Linked DNA regions of Homo sapiens: region 1 is linked to region 2. The links are chromatin loops, found by intact Hi-C in ENCODE. Cell type or tissue: Calu3. All regions are shown on one strand. Links, peaks and the distances in the headings refer to the core of each region. The heading gives the core; the rest is flanking DNA. Region 1 overlaps CDK6 (cyclin dependent kinase 6). Region 2 overlaps CDK6 (cyclin dependent kinase 6).

Evidence for each region. Peaks named below come from ENCODE experiments on the same cell type or tissue, not always from the same donor. Only the 100,000 strongest peaks of a DNase experiment are listed, where the experiment ranks them.
Region 1: a loop joins it to region 2, with 3 times the contacts of the local background. A loop is called at or near these places in 7 of 110 quality-filtered maps.

Annotation. Positions count from the first base shown.
Region 1 is chr7:92,743,331-92,751,768 of GRCh38, forward strand. The region is part of intron 3 of CDK6 (cyclin dependent kinase 6); the gene reads right to left. Among named protein-coding and RNA genes, the nearest start is that of CDK6-AS1, 89 kb to the right of the region's middle. In Calu3, for the core only: no CTCF peak of the experiment used is centred there; no DNase peak of the experiment used is centred there.
Region 2 is chr7:92,694,641-92,703,078 of GRCh38, forward strand. All of the region lies in intron 4 of CDK6 (cyclin dependent kinase 6), which reads right to left. It also overlaps the pseudogene RNU6-10P. Among named protein-coding and RNA genes, the nearest start is that of FAM133B, 110 kb to the left of the region's middle. RefSeq lists an enhancer at 760-1,959. In Calu3, for the core only: no CTCF peak of the experiment used is centred there; a DNase peak (open chromatin) is centred at 3,981.

The DNA of each region.
Region 1 (8,438 bases), core at 1,508-6,507, 48 kb after region 2:
ATGGCATTGCACTCCAGCCTGGGTGACAAAAGCGAAATTCTGTCTCAAAGAAAAAAATAAATAAATAAAATAAAAATAAATAAAAATAATAATAAAAAAAGAACTCCAGCAACTCAATTAGAAAAAGACACACAAGAGCGAAATTCTGTCTCAAAAAAGAAAGAACTCCATCAACTAAATTAGAAAAAGACACACAATCCAATATTTAAAAATGGGTTAAAGATGTGAACAGGCACTTCACAAAAGGGGAAACCCAAAGTCCAGTAGCTTGTAAAAAGGTTAACCTCATTAATCATCAGTGAATTGAAAATTAAAAGCACAATAAGATATCATTACAATGGTTTAAACTGACTATATCAAGAGTTGACAAAGATGGAGAGCAGTCACATACACTGATGGTGAAACACAAATGGTCTATCCACTTGGGAAACATTTTGGCAGAGAGAGGAACAAAAATTCATCTCACAGACAAGATGCTCAGTAAAAGAAGCTATACACAAAAAGCACATACTTTTTATATGAAATAAGTCAGTGTAGTGATTACATCTGGGGGAGGGAGTTATAGACTGGGGAAGGCATAAGGAAGACTGGAATGTTCTGTATCTTGATCTGGATGGTTACACTAGTAAAACATCATCAAACTGTATGCTTGAGATTAGTGCACCCACTTTATTCTACATCTCTTATTCTGCAACTAAAAAAAAAATTTATTGTCTTTCCAATATTTGTCCAAATCTGGGAAGTTATTCAGTACAGGTATGCTATTCAGGACCTCCCTGGCAGGCTAATCATTAGATGTTTCATGGACTGGCACAGAGACTGTATTAGTCTGTTCTCACACTGCTAATAAAGACGTATCAGAGACTGGGTAACTTACAAAGAGTAAGAGGTTTAATGGACTCACAGCTCCACATGGCTGGGGAGGCCTCACAATCATGGCGGAAGGCAAAGGAGGAGAAAAGTCACATGTTACATGGCAGCAGGGAAGAGATAATGAAAGCCAAGCAAAATGGGCTTCCCCTTATAAAATCATCAGATCTCGTGAGACTTACTCATTACCACTAGAACAGTATGAGGGAAACTGCCCCCATGATTCACTTAACTCCCAACGGGTCTTTCTCACAACACATGGGAATTATAGGAGCTACAATTCAAGGTGAGATTTGGGTGGGGACACAGCCAAACCATAACAGAGACCTCAGTTTTCCTTTGGGATCTGTTGCTGCTTCTTAGTAGTACTTTACCTAATTTCCATTTACATCAGTTTACTCATTGGTAAATGGGAGGATACTATGTTTGTCTCATACACTATTAATCAGGTAATATGCATGTGTGTAACTGCTTTGAAAAGTAAAACTATTATATGAATGTACACATTATTATTTTACAGCATTTGGAAGAATCCAAATTTCTCCAAGTAATGTTAAATATGTAACATTTTTATCACTGCCAACTCCCTGGACAGTTCTCAATTTCTTGAAACACGAAGAGTGGAAAGTTTGTAAGTAAGACAAAAAGTGTATAGTCATCTTCCTTTCACTCTATAGTACACTGCAAGAGACTCAAGGTATAGGCTTTATGGTCCTAACTCTTACCTTTCTCGCTGGGCGACCTTGGGTAATTTTGTGTATTTTATTTTTAATTGACAAATAATAACTATATATATATTCATGAGGTGCAATGTGATGTTTTGATAAATGTATAAATTGTGGAATGATTAAATCAAGCTAATTAACATGTCCATTTTATCGAATCTAAATCTTAATGTACTACTAAAAAAGACAAATGACTGTCAAACTGACATGACACAATTTCTTATCATTCAGAAGTTTTAATTATGCCCATTAAAAGGGCTCTTGCAGACTTCTTCACATTTGGATTTTATCTATCATTCTTGAACATACATTAAAAATTAAATTTGAAATGAAATAATTTGATGAAGGTATTCCAAGAATTTCTTCACATTCAGAGTCCTGCTCTTTCACATCCTTTTCTACTCAGAGTTGTTAGATGTCTGTGTTTTCCACACAATTTTGTCTTCTGTCCCATGAAGGGCACTGATGACAGAGCAGTAGAACTCTACTATGACCTCGAGGATTTTCATGCCTGCCATTGAGTAACTCTGCAAGTTTCAGGCACGTGGGCAGGCAATCACCACTGGATCAGGACTGATGCCTGCGAACAGTGACTTCAAAATGTGTTCTGTTTTCAAAGGCCCATTTGTGAAAAAATGGGCATCTTAGAACTGATCAAATGTGGTACTTCGCTCTTTGAACCTCTTTAATAAAATAATATTTATCTTCACAGGATATGATAAAGATTAAATTAGATAAGGTTGAGGGTAGAGTATTTGAGTTTGAAAATAACTTTCCATGAAAAAATTTTAAATGTAGCCGCTATTTCCAGGAACCTGTGTTGCTGATAAGTCTGCTGCTTTTTCACTTTGGGCCCCAAATCTGCTTCATACTATATTTATCAATCCAGCCATCCAATAAACACTGAATATACAGCAAAAGAATGAAAATTTAACTAAGCACTATTTTTATTTGCTAAATCTGGCAAACTTATCACCTACCCTAATCTTAGTCTCTTCCAAAGAGGTAGTCCCTATTATCAGTTTGTTGTATATTCTTCCAGGTTTGGTTCTGTGAATTATATGAGATATACATGTACTTCAGATAAATGGAACCAACCAGACCGTACCTACAGTCCAAAAAATGGCTTTCCCCCAACTCAACACTGTGCCTTAAAGATAATTTCTTATAGGTCTATGTCATTCTTTTTAATTGTCACATAGTATTCTATACATAGCAGTCTATTCAGCCATCCCTCTACTAATGAACTTAGATTATTTCCATTTTTTCCATTATAATTAATGCTACAGCAAATTTTCTTATTCATGCCTCCTTTTGCCCTTGTACCAGGATTTCTCTGAGAAGTGAGAAGTCTCAGTCGCTGAACATATGTATTTTTAATATTAAAAGATACTTCCAGATTACCTCCAAAATGCTTTAAAGGCAAAGCATCCCTAATCTGAAAATCCAAAATCCAAAATGCTCCAAAATCTAAAACCTCTTGAATGCCAACATGATGTCACAAGTGGAAAATTCCACGTTTAAGTACTTAACACAAACTTTGTTTCATGCACAGAAGTATAAATATTGTATAAAATTACCTTCAGGCTATGTGTATAAAGCATAAATGAAAAATAATTTTGTGTTTAGACTTGGGACCTATCCCAAAGATGTCTCATTATATATACACAAATATTCCAAAATCTGAAAAAATACAAAATCCAAAACACAGTTCTGGTCCTAAGCATTTCAGATAAGAGATACTCAATCTGTTCCAATTTATAATCCCAACAGTTGGTGTACGAGACTATCCATTTCTTAACAGTCTCACCAACACCTGACATTATAAAACTTTTTATTTTTTTTGCTTGCCTCAATATGATGGGGGAAATATTTACTATCATTTTACTTTTCATTTCTCTTATTGTAGTGAGATTTGGGCATTTTTTCATACTTCTTAACCAGTTATTTTTCTATATGCTCACAACTTATTATTTTAATAACCTAAAATCAGTATCAATTTTGCTGGATTGTATTTTGTAGAATCTATCTTTTTCCTATCTTTAAAAAAACACAGAATATTTCTCACTTCTAGTATTGTGGCACCTCTCCTAGATTCCATGACTCCTCAAAGGTTACATGGGGCTCAGAAGTTGCAGCCACAAGTTATTGCAGTGCCCTGAGATATACCTTCCTATTCCAGGCCAAATTCAACAAGACTAAACTATATAATCACCTTCCCCAAACTGATAATTAACTTACCTATTTCTGCTTTTCCTTTACTCCGGACAATGAGTAACCAAGTCCTGTCAAGTCTTCTCAATTTCTCATTTCCTTCCAATTAATCATCATTGCCCCACTCCAGGTACAGGCCCTGATTATTTCATTCCCAAACCAGAGGACCATTCTCTTTGACTGATCTCCTGTTGTAATTTCTCCTAAACGAGCACACTGCTACCAGATTAATCAGCTGAAAACACAACAATGGTATCAGCCACCCACCCAAGAGCTGCCTAATTTGAGTTTGAAACACAGTGCCTCCACAATCAAGTCCACTTCTCTCCTGCTTAACTGGCTTCTTGCACTCATCTCTCCAGATGTACCCAGCCTAATGGTGTCTTTCCCCAAGTGGAAACCAGCAAATCTTGAGCAAGACTTCAAATCTCTGGCTTCTGCTGGCTTGTGTCACTCATGCCTCAGAGTAACAGCTTCAATATTCTAAAAAAATTGCCACTTTCTTTAGGAAGCCAGTCCTTATTTTTCCCTCTTCTGAATTCCTGTGGCTTTTGTCATTTGTAACACACTGTATTCGTCATAAACTGCCTTATGTGGTGGCTATTTCTCTATGTATCTCATTCTCCCTTTCTAGATTTTAAATTATCTACAAGCTGTGTGTCCACATTAACATGCTGCTGCACAAGGACTTACAGAATAAATAAGATATAAAACTAGGTTGTATTTCTTTGCTAGGTAGGCTTTCTTGTTCCCATATAAAGCAGGCCAATAAAAGGTGATGTATTTTAAATACATCAAATATTAGAACATTCTAAAAATTACCATTTCAATTTCATCAGCTACCATCAGGAAAGAATTGAGGGAAAATGCGCAGATGGTAATATACTATATTATTCCCAGGGCTTTTACTTTTTAAGTGTTTCAATACACAATGGAAAATTCTTAAAATTAAATCTCTAAACTTATTGTGTGTTCTAATGGCATACTGCATGTTCTATACTCAGAACTTTTACAGATAACAGGTTACAGAATATGGCTTTCCAGAGAATCTGAAGATTTTCAATAGTATTTCAAGAAGCAACTATTATATCATCAGCAAGAAGGAGCAGGAAATGCAAAAAAGGCATTTTATAGTCAACAAACGCTCAAACCAGAAGGAAGAAAGGCCTTTAGGGACACCAAGTAGATCAAGTCATTTTGGCGGGCCATTAAAGGCTCCATGCAAAATCTAGCTGACATCACTTTAGGCAATTTTGATATGCCAGTATTATTACTGGTCAGACCCTTGGTATAGTTCTATGATCAGTTGAAAAGCACATGGACGTAACTAGAAAATACACAAGAGAAGAATCTCCATCCTTTATATCATAGAATGCTGAACTGTCTACAAAATACTTTCTACATTTTAACTCATTTGACTTGCATATTTTAATCCTTGTTTTATGGATAAGAAAACTAGGGCTCAGAAAAGTCAAGTGACTTGCTCAAGTCACATGGCTAGTAACCAGGTGTCTTGTTGCTAGGGACTCTCTTTCATAACATAGAATAAATAAAATGAAATAAGCAGATGGTGTCTTTTGGCCTTAAGACCTCTCAGTACTACAGTACTTCCTTAAATCTAGTTGAGGCACTGCTTCCTGAGGCCCCATGGAAGGCAAATATATGACTACTCATATCCCACTCCCATTCCCCATCCACACCTATAGAATTAATGAATGTGATTTTGCAACTTAAGATCAAGTGAGCCAGGGGTGGTGGCACATGCCTGAAATCCCAACACGGCTGGGCGCGATGGCTCACACCTGTAATCCCAGCATGTGGGAGGCCGAGGTGGGCATATCACAAGGTCAGGAGTTTGAGACTAGCCTGACCAACATGGTGAAACACCATCTCTACTAAAAATACAAAACTTAGCCAGGCGTGGTGGCGCATGCCTGTAATCCCAGCTACTCGGGGGGCTGAGGCAGGAGAATTGCTTGAACCTGGGAGGCGGAGGTTGTGGTGAGCTGAGATCACACCACTGCACTACAGCCTGGGTAACAGAGGGAGACTCTGCCTAAAAAAAAAAAAAAAAAAAGAAATCCCAGCACTTTGGGAGGCTGAGCCAGGAGAATTGCCTAGGCCCAGGAGTTTGAAATTAGCCTGGGCAACATAGCGAGACCCTGTCTCTACAAAAAAAATTAAAAAGTTAGCTTGGTGTGGTAGTGTGCACCTGTAGTTTCAGCTACTTGGGAGGATTGCTTCAGCCCAGGAGTTCAAGGCTGCAGTGAGCTATGATCTCACCATTGCATTCTAGCCTGAGTAATGGAAATGTCTCTGTCTGACAAAAACAAAAACAAACCAAAAACCAAAACCAAACAAACAAAAGATCAACTGAGAAAAAACAGATGCCAATGTCCAAAACCAAACCTGAAATTCTTCAGGGTATTCATATCAAATTCTCATTCCTATAATCACATGTACATTTTTGATCCTCTGAACCTCTTTTCCACTTATATCTCATAGGGAACTTCTGACTGCTCTGCAGCACTTGGTGGGTGTGTCCTGTAAGTTTTTGAAGGCATTCTGCTGTACTGATTTGTAGCCTTCTTTAGTCCTGTGAGGGTATGCAATAAATGTTTACCAAATTGAATAAAAGCCACATGTTTATTCAACATACACCCTTATTTGACAAATACGCAAGTGATTACCAGGGAAATAGGATAATAACTTTGATAGTGCATAGTGAGCACTACTGAAATGAAATGCAGAGACATAAATGATTACAATTCTTCATGGAGAAAAAATATATACTGTACTTGGAATGAGGCTCTAGTTGAGGAGAATAAAATGTTAAGAATGAAAGTTCTAGTGAAGAGAGCATTACTGATTCTGGGGTAGGTCAGTCAAATGAGGGCAAAGTTCAAACTAACATTGTTTTTAGAGCAATGTACAAGCAAGTATAGTAACACATTCAAACCAGTAATAAGATGTTTTAAATATAGGTCTTTATTCTAGGAAATAATTCTACATGAGTGAGAAAAACACATTTATATGGCTTTTGGAAAGTCCACCGAACTAGAATAATAGGAACTTGGTTACAGTCCTAGCACAGTACTAACTGCATGACTTTGGGCAACTCACCACCCTCTTCGGGACCCACTTCCTTAAACATAAAGTGGGGAGAGGCTGGGCTACATATATTCCAAGGAATTTTCCAACTCTAAAAATGTTATAATTTCACTGATTTGTGTATAAGTGATACCTTCAGGACTCTAAAATGGCCTCCTGAGTAGGTTAAAAATGATTCCTCCAGTTTTGGTTACAATCCTAATTTGTGGATTCCACTTTGATCAACCTTGCCAGCTTCTCAAGATTTCAATTTGGGTTGCCACTACGCCATATTTTGAAAATTACAAGAAAGAGTAAAACGGGAATGGGCTGACTTTACATGATCTATGAGTCACAGTGATAAAACCTTATTGTAACAAGCCATTTCTAAACAAAAGTAACACAAATAAATGAATTTACGTCACAATGTGGAAGGCAAACCTTTTTCAGCATCCTAGTCACCTTTTGAGACCTGATGGAATGACCTGACAGAACAACTGGAATGCTGGTTTTGAAAATGTCTTGTTATAGTCACAGTGTGATCTGAATTGGTTTTTGCAAGCCTTTCTTTGGCTTAATTCAGTTTTCGCAATATAAAAATTTACCTGGCATAAAGGAAGTTTTTAAAAAAAGGATTTAATGATACTTAATGACAGAGTTTTCAACAGCTAATAAGCCATTCATTCCTAGGTTTTGAGGCAGAACATGGATTACCAGCTAAACTACTACACGATTTATTTCCTGTACAGACGTCATATTTGATCATTACAAGAATTGATAATAAAAGTTATGACTTGGGAGGTCTTCGTATTTTTTTACAAAGGAAATAGACACAGATTCTAATATATACAAAACACTAACTAGACAAATTCCTGGAGTGCTTTCTGAATTGCCAAGAGGAACAACGTCATATAAAAATTCCTTCGAAATGCTAAAATTCCATTTCTAGTGGTCTCTCATAATCTTCCTTTGTTCTCAAATAAAGGTGTAAAATATTTTGTCACACAAGAAAAACTGCTAAGAAGTCTTAAGGTGATGATGAATCTCCTACTTTGGATACTAGATTATTGCTGATATTTTAAGAAGAAAAGAAGTGTTCGAGATACATTTTGTCTTGAACTAAGTTGGGCTCTAATTCACAATTGTGTTAAAGTTCATGTATCATGTGTAAAAGTTGTACATCATACCCTCAGATTTTTTTTAAGCAGGATTTTTTCATTGGAGAGAAGATAATTTAACTGGAGACTATCCTAATTCAATGATAACAATACAGCAAAAGTAACCATAAACAGGTAACAATTAACAGAGATCTGTGAGGAAACAGCATAAAAACTGTTATCACATACGCAGTTTTATTAACTTTTTGCAAATAAATTAGGCTGTATCTTTGTAAAGCACACAGTATGTATTCCTCAATGGTTGTAAAGTAAATATGCAGTGATAAGAGTATATTCTCCTTAACTCTGAAAATAATTTTAGGGATGTTAAGCAAACAACAATATATTTTATGAATGGCCAAAATCTAATGAAAAACTTTTA
Region 2 (8,438 bases), core at 2,030-7,029:
GTCTGCATGTCATGTAACATGGGAGAGGCTGTTGTCTGTCTCGTGTTCTTTTCAGAATCAAGCATCATTGTTCAAACAGAAATGTGTAGTGATTGCGCTTCATTAGGTAAGCATCCAAATTTATTACAAAATATGCTCAGAGTGGCCATTTCAGAAGACATGTCTGTCTCTGAAATAGAAAATTATATATATATAAAAAGACCACAGCAAAAAGGAATGACATGGGATATAATTTTTCTGTTCCTACCTATTGAAATATATCTCTGGTTCGTGTCTTTAGAAATTACCAAAGAGAAAAAGATGATCTCAAATGACTGAAATTACTTATAGACAGAAGGATATTAACCTCCTACGACATATTAAAAAGTTTGGGAGGGAGAAATTTAAGCTACACATGATATCTCTGGAAATTCCATTCTGTTTCATGCAAATGATCAGTGAAAGTTATAATGATACAAAGTTATGTCAATAATAGACTTTTAAAGAACCAGGTATAAATGGCAGTGTAAATATACAAATCATCTTGGTTTCTTTTAAATATTACCAAACAAATATGATCCTAGGACTAAGGCAGAAATTAGGGGGAAAAAGTCTCATAGCTTCTTTGTTGGTGATTAAGGGACCCTGAGGTAAAAAAAAAAAAAAGAAAGAAAGAAAGAAAGAAAAAAACCAACAAAAATCAAGAAGCAATGCTCAAGGTAATAAGTGCTTTCATGTTTCCAGTTCTCATATCTGAGGGCACTGGATCAAGCTAAAGGACAAAGAGATAAGGACAATATTGCAAGTTACAAACAAATGGCAGATAAAAGAGCTCTTCTGGGTTCTGATTAAGTGACAGCATTCTACACATTCTTTTGACTTGAGAAAGTCAGACTAAGAGCAGCGGCTAAGTTCCATGTGAAGCCCCGCTAAATAAGCGTATCTGCATGCTTTCACATTCTGGCAGGACAGGATTCCTCCCCTTTCATTGAACAGAGACATGTTCTCTGGGCTCACAGCAATAATGCGCCTCTGCTTCAACTTCCATAAAAAAGCATAAATGTATATGCTGAAAGCACAGAGAAGTTTTGTGCTTTGGGACGAGGTGGCTGGGAGCCAATGTTTACAATCCCCTGGGTGGGGAAGGCAGGCTGAAAGGCTCAGGACGGCAGGCTTTAAAAGTCTTTGCTGTTGCCGCCAGTGACCTTCGCCTCTGTTTTCAAAGCAGCTCTCACGTTAACCCCTTGGATTCTGTGTGCACTGGAGCTGCACAAAGGAAATACCTTTCTTTGAAGGACACCTCTCTCACGCACATCGGTTTCTGATTTCAGTTGGAGCAGCTCAGAAACACTGGATTAAGAAAGAAGCATGTATTCAATCTGCTGTCAGACCCACGGACATGTCAGCGGTATTGGATCTGGGTTTCGGAGTGTGCTCTGTTGTACAAAGTGAAAGTTTCCAGCTTTAGGCAATGGACTCAAGGTTATAAACCAGGGGATTGTGAAACATGAGCATATTTGGTCTCCAGGGGAGAAGGAAGCATCCAATTTATGCAGAAATGCTCTTTTCCCAGCTAGCCAATGAGAGGCGAGGCTACAAGAGTGGGCTTCCTATTGGGATCTCCTGACTAGAAGAATGGTGCTTAAAATTAAAGACAGGCTAAATTGCTAACAGGCCAACTTAAAAAGCAGCTGAAGAGAAAACACCAATTGTAAAAATGAAAAGGGAGTTTTCCCGTTATGAAATCAAAGCTGACCACATTTAGCTTATTATTATATGTTGTTGTTTCACGGGGAAAGAATTAATAATCTTTTATTCTTAATGCTAAGAAGATCCTACAAAATCTTACCATATATGTGTATTTTTTTAATAGTCTTTACTAAGTTACTCAAATGATGATATTCAAGAGTGGTATTATTTAAGGCCTCAAAATGTTTTCAGGACACAAGATTTACTTTGAAAAAACTGGTTTGATATGTCAGGGACCAGATCAAATGATTTACTTTGAAAAAACTGGTTCGATATGTCAGGGACTAGAACAAACGCTTTGGTCTATGAGAAATTTTGTGGATTTAAAGATGTTTGTCATCTAAACATTGATCATCATGGACAGTGTCACCCCTTTATTGAATGGACAGCATATGGAATCCTGGGGTCATGAATTGTGCAATTCTAATATTCAGAGTCTATGAACTCCTAACACATTTCCTGTCTTCAAGAGGATTAAGATTTCTGGAGAAGAAAATGAAAAGCAACATACACCAGAAAATTTAACCGATTCGCAAAAAAGTCATTAAGTCTTACTAAAATCATCCAATCAAATATGAGACAGGAATGAGAGAGAGAATTTTCTCTTCACATTTGGAGATGAAGCCTGGCCTCTACGTTACCAGGCAGCCATCTATAATGTCACAAAGTACATGTATACTATAGCTGGAAGTCATCTTAGGAATATTTGAGAGAACTGTTTTTCAGGACTAATAATTGGCTCTTAATAAGTGCTTCGGAAGACAGTTAATAACATTTCAGCTTCTCGAAGAATGCTTAATAGTAATCATAACTATCGGCCTGGCTTTCATTACAGACCAAACAACCTGTTCCTTGTTATCTATTGTGGAAGTCAATGGTGATTAAGTAAATATATTTTACTCTAATGCAGAAACTGACTAGAAGGAATGTTTTGAGAAGCTCAAAGAAACCCCAGAGCTGCACAACAGAGAAGACATAGCCAAAGAAAAACAGTCGAAGTTTATCAAGAGTCTTCCGTACGCCTGGCACTTCACTAAGGACTTCACACATTTTATGTTACTTAAACATAAAAACTTGTGAGATAGGCACATAATTTTTTACCCATATTTTAGGTAAGATACTGATATTCAAACATGTTAATAACTACAGTAGTCCCACAACTAGCCACTTGTCAGAGATACAATCCAAACCCAGGTCTAACTCCAGAGTCTGCAAGTAACCACTGAGTATGACAACCATGCAGGCAGACAGCCCTCTACCACTGCAGAGAAGCCCCCGGGAAACATATTTCACAGCTCTAACCAATTGGTGTACATTGCAATTACTATTTTATTGGGGACTCCAAGGCATGTCAATCTTTTAAGAAGGAGGCTGTGTTCAGTTGGAGATTTTTCATCGTATTACTGAATTAAAAGTCACATATGACTTCTATCAGAGGTGAAGAAGCTGCAATACTTGGTTTCTGCAATAGATTTACTAACATTTATATATTAATTTCACATTTTAAATGGAATCTAAAAGTAGCAGATGAAATTATGCTATCACAAATTTTCATGTTTTACAAGCCAGTTGGAAAATGTTTTATTCACAGGCTACAGGATCCATATTCTCATCATTCCCAGTCTGGGCCCCTCACTCCTACCCAAAGCTTTTAAGATGTTGTTTCTTATTTGTCTCCATAAATGAATCTTGTCTTAAAAAAAAAACTGCTGTGAAATCAAAGAAAATAATTGTTGCCATCTTTTACAGTAATGACATGTCACTTAAAAAGTTTTCAGCTTAGACTCCGTTTTCTGAAGCAGCTTCTATGAACTAATAACCTAACAGCTCTCCATGAACTTTAATTATTGCAATAGAATTATTAGGCACCACCAGTTACAACTGAACTCCTCCACACACAGTATAAAGTTAAAACTGTACAAATGAAGCCAAAATATGCACAGCTAAAAGGAATGTTACAGGGGGGCCTCTCTTAGCGAACAAAGCAAGCTCAGTTTGGCTCTTTTTCCCTCGCGCTACCACATCCGCACATCGTTAGCTGGAAAATTCCTGATATATGCTGTAATTTTTTGTGCTTTTTTTTCCCCCAGTACACTTGAGGCTTTAATGTCCAGATGCCATTTTCCCCCTTATCTGTCCCTGTTTGGGGTTCTGCCAGCTATGGTCAACAATTAATACAGCCGAAGAAAAAATACAGTACGCTCCCTGGCAACTGGTACAGCCTTGCAGGAAATACCAAATAAAAACTTGATTATGTATTGTTTAACCATTTTGTTTGCCTGTAGGCCACCCTGTCGTCGGTGTAATTCAGACGAGCATGCTTCATCTGGACGGTCTGTGCACTGCACCATTGTTCCCAGAGTCTGTCACGCACAATCACTGGCTTCAGCCTGTGGCCCTCTAAATGAAAGGAGCAGATTTGTGGCAGCTTTCCAACCTGCATTCCTTTTAATTAGTCAACTTGTGGCCCAATGTTATAATAGATAAGTAACCTCTTAATATTCATGTAATTAATTTATTTTTTTCTCATTCAGTTATAAGCCTTTGCATGGTGGAAAAAAGGCTTTTTCCTATATGGGCTCTGGCTTATGAAATAAGCATGCTACTATTATAAAGAACATCAGAGACCATGTCTCAATGATTCTCCAGGAGGACAATTCCAGAAACCACAGTATGCCCATAACTATATTTTAAGCATATTATTTTTGCATTTAAAATAGTAACTGATATCTTCCTTTTGCATGAATTTGATGTATGTAAGATGAATCATCTTGCCAACTTCAACTGGGCTGATAAATTTTAACTAATAACTTAGTTCACTATCAGAGAGACAGAAAGCTTTCACATTTTAGGATCCCTTTTAAAGCAAGGCTGACATGAAAAGTGGCCAGGAGTTCCCAAAGTACTAGGAAGTCCTCTACTCTAGACCTCGATTAAGTCAATAATTAAACTGCTGATGCTGTTAGCTATTAGCACATGATGAACCTTTAAAAAGATAAGTTGATTTCTATAAATACTAATAATGCCTCTTGGTAACAGGAATCAGAATGGCTTCTAAAAGCTCCATATTTAAGTTCTTTCAACTATTTACATTTTTCTACTAAACCAAATTCTCCTCAAAGGCAGTAACATCATTTTTACTTATTTCATGTCCTCATGGACAATACACATGGTGGGTGAAATACAGATATATCTGTACTACTCTCACATATTCTTAGTAGCACTTCTCATGAGATTTATGAGACATTTACAATGTCACATCAACAATTAATTCATTCATTCATACATATACAAATGTGCCTACTAGGTGACAAGCATTGGATCTCAGTTGCAAAGATGACACACAGATGATGAAGTCATCATATCTGTTCTCAAAAGCTCACAGCTGAGCAGAGGAGGCAGACATGTAACTTACCAATTGCACAAGCTCTGTGCGAGGTAGACGTAAATAATTTAAAAGCCTGGATTCAAATCCTGTCTCCTCTTTTATGAGCTACATCACCTTGGCTAAATAGCTTAACCTCTCCATGCCTCTGTTTCCTCACCTGCAAGATGGAGAATCATAGTACCTGCTTAATAGGGCAACTGGAGAATTATATGGATAAGGTACATAAAGTACTCTGCAGGTGCCTGGCTCTATAAACTTTAGCTATCAGCAAATGTTATATACACATCAACTCCACAGGGGTGAGGCGGGGTGCAGGATAGGGGTATCTAGTGTTAGAGGCTTCAGCGAGGAGGGGCAAGGGCATGACTGGTAGAGAGAGCAACATGAGCAAAAGTTGAGGAGTATGAAACTGCATGGACCAGATAACAGGACCCCAAGTGTTACTTGACAGAGCTAGGACTTTATCCTGAGGAGAAGGGGAGGTACTAAAGGGTTTTATGCAGGGCGTGTATGTCAGATATGCATTATTCTACATTTGCATTCTGGTAACTGTGTAGGATTGAAATTGGAGATGATCCTGAAGGCAGGGATCTCAATGAAAAGGCTGCAATGATCCAGATGCTCTGGGAGGAAGATGTATAAAACCACAGCAGTAGGAGAGGAAAGGCAGGAAGAATAACTTTAAACGAGTCAAATGAAGGAGAAAGAAAGATTAACTGAATCTAGGATAAGTCCCAGGTTTCTGGCCTGGGTGGCCAGGTAGATGGTGAGGCCATCAGCCTGAATAGGGACCCAGAAGGGAATGACTGGAAGGCTTGCTACTTAGGATGATATTCAGAAAGATATTTGGGTCTGGGGCTCAAGGGAGTGGACCGAGTTGGACATACATGAGTTCCCTGCCTCCAGGATTACCTCCACAGCGGAGGAGACTGTTGAAGGAGATAGCATGTACAGGCTATGTGCCATAGGGCAGGACCTTTGAGGAAGGCAGAGGTGGGCAATCAGTGGAGAGGAGTGAGAGACGTGGAAGGAAAAGCAGGATACCACGATGTCACAGAAGTCAAGGTGGATATTTACAAGAAATAACGAATAGAGAAGCATGCATGTACCCGAAGATGCCAAACAAGGTGAGGTCTTTAGAATATCCACTGCGGTAACATGATGGCAGCAGAAGGCTGCCTGCACAAAATTGAAGGGTTAATGACATCCAGAGTGAAGTCCTTAGTTACAGAAGAAAAGAGGCAGACGACAGAGACAACTGAAGCTGCTCTCTCTGCCTACCATGCCTTTCCCACTTGCCTCTAACTCTGCCCAGAACCTCTGGCCCCTTTAAGGCTTCTTTGGAAAATAGTGGGTACAGACTGTGCTTGAAGGCATGGGGGCAGCAAAGACATGATGGAACCAGGATCCGGAGAGGATCAAAGTGGATGGGATCAAGCGCCCAGGTAGTGAGATTAGAAGAGCACTGACTCCAAGGCTACAGACTCAGAAGTGAAGATGAGCACAGAAAAATATAGATTAATTTGCAAGTATATGTTGTAGAGATGCACTGATGGAATTCACATTCAAAGGTTTATTCACTTGATTAAAATACAAACAATATTATCATTAACAGGGGCAATCTCTGGTTTGTGAAGTCTAAAGCTTACACACTTTTTTTTTTTTTTGAGACGGAGTCTCGCTCTGTCGCCCAGGCTGGAGTGTAGTGGTGCGATCTCCACTCACTGCAAGCTCCGCCTCCCGGGTTCAGGCCATTCTCCTGCCTCAGCCTCCCGAGTAGCTGGGACTACAGGCGCCTGCAACCACACCCGGCTAATTTTTTGTATTTTTAGTAGAGACAGGATTTCACCGTGTTAGCCAGGACGGTCTCGATCTCCTAACCTTGTGATCCGCCCGCCTGGGCCTCCCAAAGTGCTGGGATTACAGGTGTGAGCCACCGCGCCCAGCCAAAAAAAATATGGAATGCTTCACGAATTTGCGTGTCATCCTTGCGCAGGGGCCATGCTAATCTTCTCTGTATCGTTCTAATTTTAGTACATGTGCTGCCGAAGCGAGCACCTCACACACTTTTAAAAAGCTGACAAATACCACAAAATGCAGAAATAAAATCACAATATTTTGATTAATAAACGGACACCTCCACTAGGAAACTCACTTGCCCTGTGTTATTTTTGAGCACATACTCGTTGACTGTCTTTCATCTGACAGCAATTTTTGAAATATTTTCTACAGGAAGATAACATGGTTGATCAAAGATTATTTTTATCAACAGCTGTGATGCAGAAAACATGTCACTTCACATGTGATCACTGTTGGTGGTAGTGCTACAGGTTTTAGCCATAATCAAATAGAATATTGATAAAATCTATTTTGGCTGATTCTTATAAGGCTGATTCTTTCCTTATAGAAGAAAAATTGCATGGTTATTTCTATCATTAAATATGTTGCATTATCAAGTATATTCTTTTTTTTTTTTTTTTTTTTTTTTTTTTTTGAGACAGAGTCTTACTCTGTCGCCCAGGCTGGAGTGCAGTGGCATGATCTCGGCTCACTTCAACCTCTGCCTCCTGGGTTCAAGTGATTGTCCTGTCTTAGCCTCCCGAGTAGCTGGGATTACAGGTGTGTACCACCATGCCCAGCTAATTTTTGTATTTTTGGTAAAGACGGGATTTCGCCATGTTGGCCAGGCTGGTCTTGAACTCCTGAGCTCAGATGATCCACCTGCCTCGGCCCCCTAATGTGCTGGGATTACAGGCATGAGCTACCATGGTCAGCCTCAAATATATTTTCTTATTATGAAAAAACTTCCATCTTAACTAGGCATTGATGAGAATAGAAACATTTGCTTTCAAGGTACATGTCTGTTGCCTTGAAGAATTCTCCTCAGACTAGCCTTTGGCTCAGTATGTTTCAAACCTTGTTTCTCCTCCACTACCCACAGACTTTGGTGCCAGAGACCATAGGACATGGTCATATTGTGAAATGACCTCTGAATCCCAGGTAAGTCAGCACAGTGCTGGTGGAAGTGAATTCCTGGAGGCCATTTCTACACGGGGGTAGCCAGGCATAACTATGTTAAGGGGTTTCTCAATCTGGGCACTTTTGGCATTTGGAGCCAGGCAATTCTCTACTGCAGGGGGCTGTCCTGTGTATTGTAGGATGTTTAATGGTATCCCTAGGCTTCCATCCACTGGATGTCAGTAGCAACATCCCTCTCCCCCATATTGTAACAACCCAAAATGTCTCCAGGCATCGATGAGTGTCCCCTGGGGGATAAAATCATCCCTAATCGAGACCCACTGATATATATGTAACCAGTGAA